Linked DNA regions of Homo sapiens: region 1 is linked to region 2. Evidence: chromatin contacts called from ENCODE Hi-C or POLR2A ChIA-PET data. All regions are on one chromosome and are shown on one strand. Each heading gives the region's core, a stretch centred on a gene start or an enhancer-like site at or near the end of the contact. The rest is flanking DNA. Distances are from core to core; before and after follow the strand shown. Region 1 overlaps LOC105377731 (a long non-coding RNA gene). Region 2 overlaps ERGIC1 (endoplasmic reticulum-golgi intermediate compartment 1).

What was found. A loop is a pair of places that touch in the nucleus more often than their neighbours do. ChIA-PET counts read pairs that join two places held with the same protein, here RNA polymerase II (POLR2A). Pooled maps may share reads with other maps.
Region 1: a map of K562 shows a loop between it and region 2 (5-fold over the local background). The contact joins two enhancer-like sites. A Hi-C loop is called at or near these places in 1 of 168 maps with a recorded cell type or tissue (K562) and 3 of 50 pooled maps. POLR2A ChIA-PET finds 5 or more read pairs at or near these places in 1 of 52 experiments (Panc1).

Annotation. Positions count from the first base shown.
Region 1 is chr5:173,282,023-173,287,764 of GRCh38, reverse strand. The region is part of intron 3 of LOC105377731 (a long non-coding RNA gene); the gene reads right to left. Among named protein-coding and RNA genes, the nearest start is that of MIR12118, 19 kb to the left of the region's middle. RefSeq lists a silencer at 3,745-3,884. Within about 2 kb of position 3,929, at least 2 of the 41 ENCODE cell types and tissues checked have a DNase peak (open chromatin) inside an H3K27ac peak, as active enhancers do.
Region 2 is chr5:172,929,560-172,935,056 of GRCh38, reverse strand. ERGIC1 (endoplasmic reticulum-golgi intermediate compartment 1) reads right to left here. Exons shown (of 10, transcript NM_001031711.3): 8 at 2,521-2,621. Among named protein-coding and RNA genes, the nearest start is that of MIR10523, 17 kb to the right of the region's middle. RefSeq lists an enhancer at 2,661-2,730 and a silencer at 3,678-3,747. Within about 2 kb of position 2,541, at least 21 of the 41 ENCODE cell types and tissues checked have a DNase peak (open chromatin) inside an H3K27ac peak, as active enhancers do.

The DNA.
Region 1 (5,742 bases), core at 2,680-5,179, 350 kb before region 2:
TGGCCAACATGGTGAAACCTTGTCTCTACTGAAAATAAAAAATTAGCTGATGTGGTGTGCACGCCTGTAATCCCAGCTACTTAGAGGCTGAGGCAGGAGAATCGCTTGAACCCGGGAGGTGGAGGTCGCAGTGAGCCAAGATCACACCACTGCTCTCCAGCCTGGGCAACAGAGTGAGTGAGACGGTCTCAAAAAAAAAAAAAAAAAAGAAAGAGAGAAAAGAAAACTCGTCCCCTTTGCACCCACTGATGCATCAACTAGATGCTCAAAGTTGCCTTCCAGGTGCCCTCATCCAGAATTTGTTAAACTCATCTCCTTACCTGAAATCTACTTCCTCAGTGCACTATTCACTCATTTTGGTGGCCAATCCTGCCCTCTGAACTCACCATCCCTCCACCTCCTTTATGCTTTGCCCAGCCCCTTCCCTCCTTCTCAACCCCTGCCCGTGAAACCACCTGCACCAAGCCCGCCTCCCTACTGCCCTGGTAGCCCCACCCCCACGCTCCCCATCCTCTCCGAGGGAGAGATCCCCAGCGCAGGTGTACAGGCTGCGCCCCAGATGCGTCATCACTGTCTAGTCCTCTGTCCAGGACTTGTTAAGAGAGAAAAGTGCTATATTGGGATGGTAGAAGTTTATGAGTCCTTTCATTTTCTTTGATTTATACAAGTTATTTTAAGTTGTAAAACATTTATTTACTAAGGAAAGTAAAGAAGCCTAAGGTAAGCATCACAAACTAATTTTAAAAATCGTTGTAACCAAAATATTGTGGCTGATCACAGTAGGGTACTGCATAGCTTTCTTAATAAACTCTGAGACTGAAAAGTCAGTGCTTGTGGTCAGGGTTACCGTTTAAAGAGAGAGAGATCCCCTGGGGTTTTCCTGAGTTCCCTCCAAGCATTCTGGATGAAGAGGGCCACTTATGTCCTCCCTGACAGGGAAGAGAGAGTTCCCAGATGCTCGGGCCAACAACATGGAAGACCCAATTATTAGCTTCAGGTAGTTCTTACCTGAAGCTAAGGACAGAATAAGAGAGAAGGTAGAGGAGGTATAGGAGAAAACCGGTGAATCAGGAGGAAACCTCGGTTGGAACCCTGACTACATCTACAGTCTGTGTGGCCCTGGGCAGGTCATTTATCCTCTCTGACCCTCAGTCTCTTCCTCTGAGAATGAGTGTAATAATTCCACCTTATAGGTATGTGAGGAATCCAGCACAATCTTTAATAATCATTGGCAAGTAGCAAGTATTTAATAATTGTTGGCTGGACCAGAATCTTTGAACCCGCCCCTGCAAGCAATCTAGCAAATTCTGTCTAGGTTCACAGTGGACTCCTGAGCTAAGTGAATTTAGCAATCTGTGGCTAAAGTGCCTCTCGTTGATTTTTTAATCTCAGAATAGGCTGGCTGCTTCCCTTCCTCAGGGAATAGTTTGTCTTGACAGGGCCCACCATTAGTGAGTTTTTGTTTTGTTTGGTTTGGTTTTGTTTTGGGCTAATGCCATGGCTGATAGGCTGAACATGCAAGCACTATTGTGTAGGAAAATATTTTTGCTTGAGCAGTCCCTGTCCGAATACACCCTTTCCACTTCTCTCTAGCACTCCTGGTTCTTAAAGACTAACTAGGGACTCACGCAGTGACTTACACCTATAATCCCAGCACTTTGGGCAGCCAAATTGGGAGGATCACTTGAGGCCAGGAGTTCAAGATCAGCCTGGGCAGCATAGCAAGATCCCAGTCTCTACCAGAAAAAAAAAAAAAAAGATTCACCTCTTGAAGAAGTCCACTCTAGCCCCTCACTTTGCACTGCTTCAGCCCACAGGCCTGCAGTTGGTACACACATGTATGCAAGCACACACATGCATGCACAACAGTCTTGCAATATTTTATACTCGTTAAAACTCTCCAATTGCTTTATGTACCTACGTCAGGCCTCCCTAACTAATACATAAGCTTCTACAAGATTAGGTGTCTTCTAAATTTCAGAACTTGTAAATGCCATTTACAGAGCATCTACTATGTACCATGTATTTCACCTACATTATTTTGTTAAGTCTTCCCAACAACTTTGCAAAATTTAGGTGTCATTATGTTCAATTTGCAGATGTGGAAACTGAGGCTCAAAGAGGTAAAGTAACTTATCCAAAGTCATAGAGCTCAGCACTCAAGGTGCACAAGTTGACACTTGTATTAGTCTGTTTTCACACTTTAATAAAGACATACCCAAGACCAAATAATTTATAAAGAAAAAGAGGTGTAATGGACTTACAGTTCCACTTGGCTGGGGAGGCCTCACGATCATGGCAGAAGGCAAAAGTCACATCTTATATGGCAGCAGACAAGAGAGAATGAGAGCCAAGTGAAAGGGGAAACCGCTTATAAAATCATCAGATCTCGTGAGACTTATTCACTACCATGAGAACAGTATGGGGGAACCACCCCCATGATTCAGTTATCTCCCACCAGGTCCCTCCTGCAACACGTGGGAATTACAGAAGCTACACAATTCAAGATGAGATTTGGGTGGGGACACAGCCAAACCATATCAACACTCAACAAATAATTTTGAATGACTGAAAGGATGGATGGATGGACAGATGAATGAATGGATGGTTGGATGGATAGTTGAATGATGGGTGGGTGAGTGGATGGATGGATAGATGAAAGGGTGGATGACTGGATGGATGAGGGGATGGATGGATGGATGGATGGATGGACTGATGAATGGATGGATGGTTGGGTGGACTGATGAATGGATGGATGGTTGGGTGGATAGTTGAATGATGGGTGGGTGAGTGGATGGATGCGTAGATGAATGGGTGGATGGTTGGATGGATGAAGGGATGGGTGGATGGATGGATGGATGGACTGATGAATGAATGGATGGTTGGGTGGATAGTTGAATGATGGGTGGGTGAGTGGATGGATGGATAGATGAAAGGGTGGATGATTGGATGGATGAGGGGATGGATGGATGGATGGATGGATGGACTGATGAATGGATGGATGGTTGGGTGGATAGTTGAATGATGGGTGGGTGAGTGGATGGATGGATAGATGAAAGGGTGGATGATTGGATGGATGAGGGGATGGATGGATGGATGGATGGACTGATGAATGGATGGATGGTTGGGTGGATAGTTGAATGATGGGTGGGTGAGTGGATGGATGCGTAGATGAATGGGTGGATGGTTGGATGGATGAAGGGATGGGTGGATGGATGGATGGATGCATGGATGGGTGGACTGATGAATGAATGGATGGATAGATGGATTGATAGGAGGGTGGATGAAAATATGCAAGGGTGGTGGATGAATAGATGGACAGGTGGTTGGATGACAGGGTGGACGGACGGATGAATGGATGGATGGGAGGGTGAACGAATAGATGGATGGTGGATGGATGGATGAACAGACTCAGCATATAAGTGGTGGAGCCAAGTTTATCTGACTCCAACAGGCCTTTCCATGTGAGCATAAGAGAGCTCCTGCTTTTTAGCACCAGAATAGGGACACAGCAGGCACTGTCACATAGTCCCCCAAACACAGGGTAGCAGCTGACCATCCTGGTTTCAACCAGTTTCCACAGCTGCCTGGATGCGGCACGTGCGAGCGGGATTCAGCCACTGGGTGAGCCATGACGGTGAGAACCAAAGATTCTCCTCCTCAGTAACCCCACGAGTGAGTTGATGGGCTGAGGTTCTGGTTTACCGGGACGCGCCCCCAGTGAGCAGGAGGAGCCCCCGCACCAGGCCACACGGGGGCAGCAGCTCGGCGTCTGCAGGCATCCGCGCACAGCCGGCGGGCAGGGCTGGTTCCGGAGGCCGCCGGGTAAGCACGTGGCGCCCGGTCTCACCTTCGCGCTGGCGGCGGGCTGGTTCCTGCAGCGCCGCTGGGGTGGCGGGGGCGTGGCTGAGAGTGCTCTAGGAAACACTGGAGCAACCACACGTCCGCGCCCGCCCATGGGGCACCTTCAAACCAGCCGGGCATGGGCGGCACAACTCTGCGCAGCCCTTAAAAGAATGGGGTTTTGCTGCTGCCAAAGATCCCGGAGCAGCAGCAAATGAGAAAAGCAACGTGCTGGACGCGCCTGGAGTGCCACCCCTTTGTGGATTCTAAATGTGTGCAAGTAACTAGATGCATTACTTGTCTATTGGCCCACGCACAAGAAAATTCTTGAAGGAAACCCAGCAGTTTACTTTTTATTTTCTGCCTTTCTGTGCTGTTTGAATGACTGTTTTGCCGTGGGAATGTATTCTCTCTCTCTCTCTCTCTCTCTCTCTCTCTGTCTCTCTCTCCCCCCCCCCTTCCCCTCTCTCCCTCTCTTATCTCCCTCTCTCCCTCTAGTCTTAATAGGAATTATCTGGAAATTGGGATTGGGAAGATTTTTTGTTTGCTTTTCCTTTCTTACACGTTCTTGGTTTTTTAACCTAATGTTTTTAAAGGAGGAGGGAGACAGTTTAGGGGTTGCTGCTGGCCCTGCCTCCTTAGCCCTGGGGGCAGGAGGGCTGGCTGGCAGCACTTGACTGCTTGGTGACCCTCCCTCTCTAGGGCAGGGAGCAGGTTCGGCCTTAGAGCCTCAGGTCCAGGACGCCCAGAGCCACAGGGGGCCCAGGCCATTTAACTGTCCAGGGCTGCCTTGAGGAACCAGGATGGGTCCATGAGGTACTGCGTGCTTGTAAAGCGCCCTGGCCCGCTGACATAGAGGGCTTCCAGTGGGGCCCGAGAGGCAGAGCTCCGGTGAGAATAGCAGGGCCATGGAGTCACCGAAGCCACAGACTTGACTTGAAGATTTGCCAATTCAACCTGGGCTGGGATCTGCATCGTCCTTGACAGTTTCATCGGGAGATCAGCCTGCTATAGCAAAATGGTCAGGACTTAGAACCCAACAGACTTTATTTGGACCTGGTTCCTGCATCTGACAGCTGGGTGACTTTGGGCAAATAACTTGACCTCGCGAGTCTCAGTTTTCTCATTTGTAAAACAGTAGTTATAAGAGTATTATCATAAAATTTAGCATGGATGTATGTAAACCACCTAGCAAAAAGACTGGCGAATAGCAGTTTTTAATTCTTGGTGGCTCTTTCCATTCTCCCTCTCCCTCTTCTTCCTCTTCTTCTTCTAGTAAGGAAATCGTAAAACTGAATGGAATAAAAACTGAATCGAGAAGCCAGGCGAGGTGGCTCATACCTGTAATCCCAGCATTTTGGGAGGCCAAGGCGGGCAGATCATCTGAGGTCAGGAGTTCGAGACCAGCCTGGCCAAGATGGTGAAATCCTGTCTCTACTACAAAAATACAAAAATTAGCCAGGTGTGATGGCACATGCCTGTAGTCCCAGCTACTTGGGGGGCTGAGGCAGGAGAATTGCTTGAATCCGGAAGGCGGAGGTTGCAGTGAGCCAAGATTGAGCCACTGCACTCCAGCCTGGGTAACAAGAGTGAAACTCCGTAAAAAAAAAAAAAAAAAAAAAAATGAATCGAGAAAGTCAACTATCTGGTGATCGTCATCTAATTGCCCCAGGTCCATCTCTGAACCAGATTAGTGTCTCCTAAAGATCTCAATCCTACACCCAAACTCAAGTGCCCCATCCAAGGCAGAGACCCATCTCCCGACCCTGCAGTTCCTACATGTTCTCACTTGAAGGCAACATTGAGCTTTGGATTTCAACCTACCCAGGGGCGCTCCCCTCTCCTCTCTTCTCCCAGCCTAGACTAACAGAACCAAACTACTCGCGACACTTAAAGAAC
Region 2 (5,497 bases), core at 1,292-3,791:
CCCCACTCCCTCTCTCACATCCCTTCCCCTGGAGGCCCTGAACTCTGCCGTGCACAGCTGGGCATTTTTGATACCCTTGGTTGTTTAGAAATTGACCAAGTGAGCTGCAAGCAGCACCAGAATCAGAAAATAAATTAGAAAGCAGAGCTGTAAAAGGAAAAGTGCAATTTTTGGCTATTGCCTCCTTCAACCTCTGGGCCACGCGAAATCCATTCATTTATTCAACAATGGTTTGCTGAACGCCTCCACTGTGGTGGCCCATGGCTGGCTGCTGGGGACCCCGAGGTGAGCAAGTCCTGCCCTTTACCCAGAGGGAGTCGCAGTCTGCAGAAGGAGGAAGACATAAGAATATCCCTAACACTGTGACATCATGCATGTGGGATGGAGGAACATGGAGAGTTGAGGGGAATGAATGAATGACCCATTCTCCCGGGCGGCATCTGGGAGACTGGGGAGGGGACATTCTGAGCCACACATGATGAATAAGCAGGAGTCCCAGTGTGTGTGTGTGTGTGATGGGTGTAAATGCCACGTGGGGAGTGGGCTAGCTTCTTCAGAGGAATAGACTGAACTGCAAAGCCAGAAGGCCCCGCCCTGCCACCAACCTTCCTGAGAATGCACACAGCAGGGACTAAGGATACTACGAGGCTGAGCTAACAGTGCATCCTTGGGCCAGCCCCTCCCTCCCTCAGGGACTTGGCTTCCCCATCTAAACACGGATGGGCCTGGGATGATGATCCCTGGGATCTCTCCAGTTTGGGCACTTCAAGGTGCTAAAGTCTGCAACAACTGGAGGCCAAATTGAACCACTGGGGTACCCCCAACCCCACATGCTGAGCCTGAGGAGCCCAGGCCACTCCGGGGGTAAGTAACACTGAGCCCTGACCTCCCGCTGGGTCGCTGCTGCCTGCTCCCAGGGCAGAGTGCGGCTGCAGCCATAGAGAAGCTAAGCAAGCTGTATTTGGCTGCTGGGCCTTGCCAAAGCATTGGGAAAAGGAGCTTTGTGCAAGGGAAGACCAGCTTTCTCCAGGAGAGCTGCTGGGGCAGGATGACTGTCTGGGTCACAACCCAGAGCTGAGGGACAGAGAAAAAGAGTGAAAAATAGCAGCAGTCAGTATCACTTACCTAAAGGCTTTTTTTTTTTGGTGGGCTAGGCATTTTTGAAAACATTGCCTCATGTGACAGCACTCTTATAAAGTATCATCTCCATTTTATGAATGAGTAAACTGAGGCACACAGTGGCTATGTGACATGTCCGGGGTCAATAGCTAGTGAATGACTGAGCTGGAATTTGAACTGCAGCGTGGTCCTGAGCTTGCATCTGTGCTTTTCCATCTGTTAGCTGCTATGAGCATGTGAGGGTTACAATGAGATGCCCCCTGTGAAACAGTGAATAAAAGAAACAGGGGCTCCCGGGAACATCAATTTAGGGTGAGTCAGAACAGAGGGACTAAGTCATTGGACAGAGAGCAGCTCGCAGGTGGGCAGACTCACAGCCCCTTCCTCAGACCGAGGCGTGAGGTGATCAAGAAGCCAGGCTCTGGAGCCCAAGGAAAACCTGTTCTAATCCCCACTCAGCCACTTTATAGCTCTACAACCACCTCTCAGTGCCTCAATGGTCAAATCAACAAAATGGGCTCAATAACAGTCTCAACATCAGAGCTGTCATGATGATTGAGAAGACGGAAGAAGAGAGCTTAGCATGTCTAGCCCCCAGGAAGTACTCAATGAGTGACAGCTATGCCTCCTACTGTTGTTATAATTAACTGAGCTAAACAGGTATCACTTATAAGGGGTTTGGGCAGCCTTGGAACAGAAGAAAAAGGACAGTCCTGGTGGTAAGTGGGAAAAACCCATCCGCCAGGGTCTAGCAGGGGCATTTCAACCAACAGGTTTCAAGTATTCATGTCCCATTGGTGGGATACCCCCAGGGAAGCCCAAGGCTGTCTTGTCTTGAGACCACTAATTGCTGGGTCATCCCACTCTGCAGACTCTGACCATGCTCTGCTGCCCACTAAGGCCTGGCGTCTTCTCCATGACTTTGAGTGTTGGGGTCCTGGGGACACCCCTGTCAATCAACAGCAAATTAATCAACAGCCATCTTGGTGTGACTCAGTAGCCTCATGAGTTTGGGTAAAGTGCCTGTGCCCTGAGAGCAGGAGTGTCTGTCTGTGTTGAGCACCCAGGGGTCTGTGTCTGAAGGACTCGGACCAGATGCAGGGCTGTTTGAGACCTGCAACCCCAGGACCTTTGTAGGACAGAGACTACCTGCTCTTTGTCAAACGCATCACACCCTATCTCCTGGTTAGATCTGTTCTCCTTGACTCTGAGACTGCCACATGGCAGGGACTGGGCTTTTCAATTTTACCCAGGGACAGCGCCTGGCCCAAGCTAACCCCCAGGAAAGGCCTCCAGAAAGGAATCAGAAGAAAGTGCGTCGGTGCAGCCGCCTGTCATCTCTGCTCTCCGTCAGCAGAGGGCGCCGCCGCACACAGCTCGGCCCAGCCACCGCCCGCGCACCTTGTTGGCCACCGTGTACTGGTAGGAGTACCGCTGCTTGCCACTCTTGTCCTCATAAACCGTGGGCACAATCTTCAGGATGTAGTCGTGGGAGGCCAGGGCTGCGGGAAGGACACAGCAGAATGAAGCAGGGGGACGGGCACTGCCCGCTGACAGCTCTATGTCATTTCAATCCTAAGCCTAAATTCCCTGGGCACGGCAGGGGGCTCATTCCCCAGTTTTACCACCAACCAACTGCTCTTCATCTTCTCCCCTTGGATACCGGGAATTGGGAGACTCTATCCATCAGGATCTTTCCTCCTGCACTGTGCACATCATTAAAATTCTGGAAACAACCCAAATGTCCATCAATAGAGCAACCATGAAAGAGTGAGTGTTGGCCAGGCGTGGTGGCTCACGCCTGTAATCCCAGCACTTTGGGAGGCCGAGGTGGGTGGATCATCTGCAGTCAGGAGTTCGAGACCAGCCTGCCCAAGATGGTGAAACCCCGTCTCTACTAAAAATTCAAAAATTAGCCAGGCGTGGTGGCAGGTGCCTGTAATCCCAGCTACTCAGGAGGCTGAGGCAGGAGAATCGCTTGAACCTGGGAGGCGGAGGTTGCAGTGAGCTAAGGTCATGCCACTGCACTCCAGCCTGGGCGATAGAGCAAGACTCTGTCTCAAAAAAAAAAAAAAAAAAAGTGTGGGTGCTAGGAGCAGCTATTCTCCAACAGGGAAAAGAACCAAGTCATGGGACAGGATACACATGTGTCCATGGATTGGGGGAGGAGGAGACACTCTGTATCCATGTAAATATATAGGAGAATTATCTGGAAAGATGCCCAAGGAACCACGGGCAGCTTTAGCTTCTGGGGAGGAAGGCAGGATTTGAGAAAGATCCCATTTCATTGTACATCCTCTGACATTGTCTGAATAGTTTTACTTTTAAAACAAACTAGGTTTCAGTATTAAAAAGAAAAGAGCCTATCAACCAGAAAAACTGCACCAATGAAGCACTGATGAACTGAGAATGGGGAAAGAAATCAACGGCAGATCAGTTCTTCCTGGATGGGGGAGCTGCTGAAGGCAGGGATGGAGCCTTACTCAACTCTGTGTCCCCAGAGCCCCGTGCAGGGCCTGGTACCAAGTGGACCGTGGCAAATGCTTACTGAATGAATGAACGGATGGAAGGATGATTGGACAGGGGCATGAATGAAAGCACAGATGAATCAGCTGCTGATAAGCGTGAGGTAACTGGAATCCAATGCTGGGCTGATAGAATGCTGGCCCAGAGCTGCCAAATATCACTCAGGAAAGGTATGAACTCTCCTGGGCCTTCTGGGATGCTTACAGGAAGCTCATGGGCCTTCCACAATCTCGGGTCACGGACTACAGAGCTAAAATAACACAGAAATTTAGGCCTGTGGGTTCTAAGCCTGGTCGCAGAGTCGAGTCAGTCCTCTTCTGTAAGAAGGCTGGGAATGCAGACAGCATTCACTGCCCTGACACTCCCTCCCTGCCCCTTCCTGCCAAAGCCATATCTCAGTAAGCAAAGGAAGTGCTTCTTGAATTGTTTTGAGTAGGTTCCTCTGAAAACCCGAGAAAAGTCCTGCAGCCGCAGAGCCCAGTCCATGAAGACTCCAACATCCCTCTGTTCAACCCTGTAATGGTTCTCAGATGTCAGAAGCAGTCGAATCATTTGGAATAAAAAGACACCTGGACCTCTTTCCAGGAGCATCCCGCCAAATGGGTCAAGGGTGGAGCTCAGAATTTGCATTTTTAAAACAAGAGCCCAAGACCACGCTTGATAGTGGTGTCCAAACGCCCATTGCCCTAGGTTAAAAACTTGAAGGAATGAAAAAGTGAATGCCTTATCAAAATCACCCCTGTAATATTTCTTGTTAAAATTTGTACAAGGCCGGATGTGGTGGCTCACGCCTGTAATCCCAGCACTTAGGGAGGCCGAGGTGGGAGGATCACTTGAGGTGAGGAGTTCAAGACCAACCTGGCCAACATGGTGAAACCCCATCTCTACTAAAAATACAAAAATTAGCCAAGCCTGGTGGCACACACCTGTAGTCCCGGCTACTAGGGAGGCTGAGGCAGGAGAATCGCTTGAACCCGGGAGGTGGAGGTTGCAGTGAGCTGCCACTGCACTCCAGCCTGGGCAACAGAGCGAGACTCCATCTCAAAAAAAAAAAAATTGTACAAAACACAGGTGATCACCAAGGACAAAACAAAAAATCACCATAAATTCACCATCCTCAGAAAACTATGGTTCACAGTCTCACATATAAACTGCCAGACATGTTTATACATATATTTGTATTTTCCTAAAATAGGACCATACCGTATCTTTTTTTTTTTTTTTGAAACGGAGTTTCACTCTGTCACCCAGGCTGGAGTGCAGTGGCACGATCTCGGCTCACTGCAACCTCCACCCTCTGGGTTCAAGTGATTCTCCTTCCTCAGCCTCCTGAGTAGCTGGGACTACAGGCGCCTGCCACCACGCCTGGCTAATTTTTTGTATTTTTAGTAGAGATGGGGGTTTCACCATCTTGGCCAGGCTGGTCTTGAACTCCTGACCTCGTGATCCACCCGACTTGGCCTCCCAAAGTGCTGGGATTACAGGCGTTAGCCACCGCGCCCAGCCATCTTTTTCTAAGAACTGAACATCATGATCAACTTTTCAGGTCTAAGACACAGAACATAAGCTCTGCAGAGTTTGTTTTATTCATCTCTCTATCCCCAGAACCTAGCCCAATGCCCAGCATATAGTAGGTGCTCAATAAATCTTTGCTGCCTGACTGCCAGTAAGGTCCTGACACACCTCGCTCATCTTGGGCAGTTACCATGCTCAGTCAACCCCCTATGGCTGGACACTGACGTGGTTCCTCATTTTCAATTTTATAAACAATGACCTAATGAACATTATTTTCCTAGATTTTTGTACACTCTCTTAATTATTTCCTTAGCTTACTCTCCTATGAGTACAATTG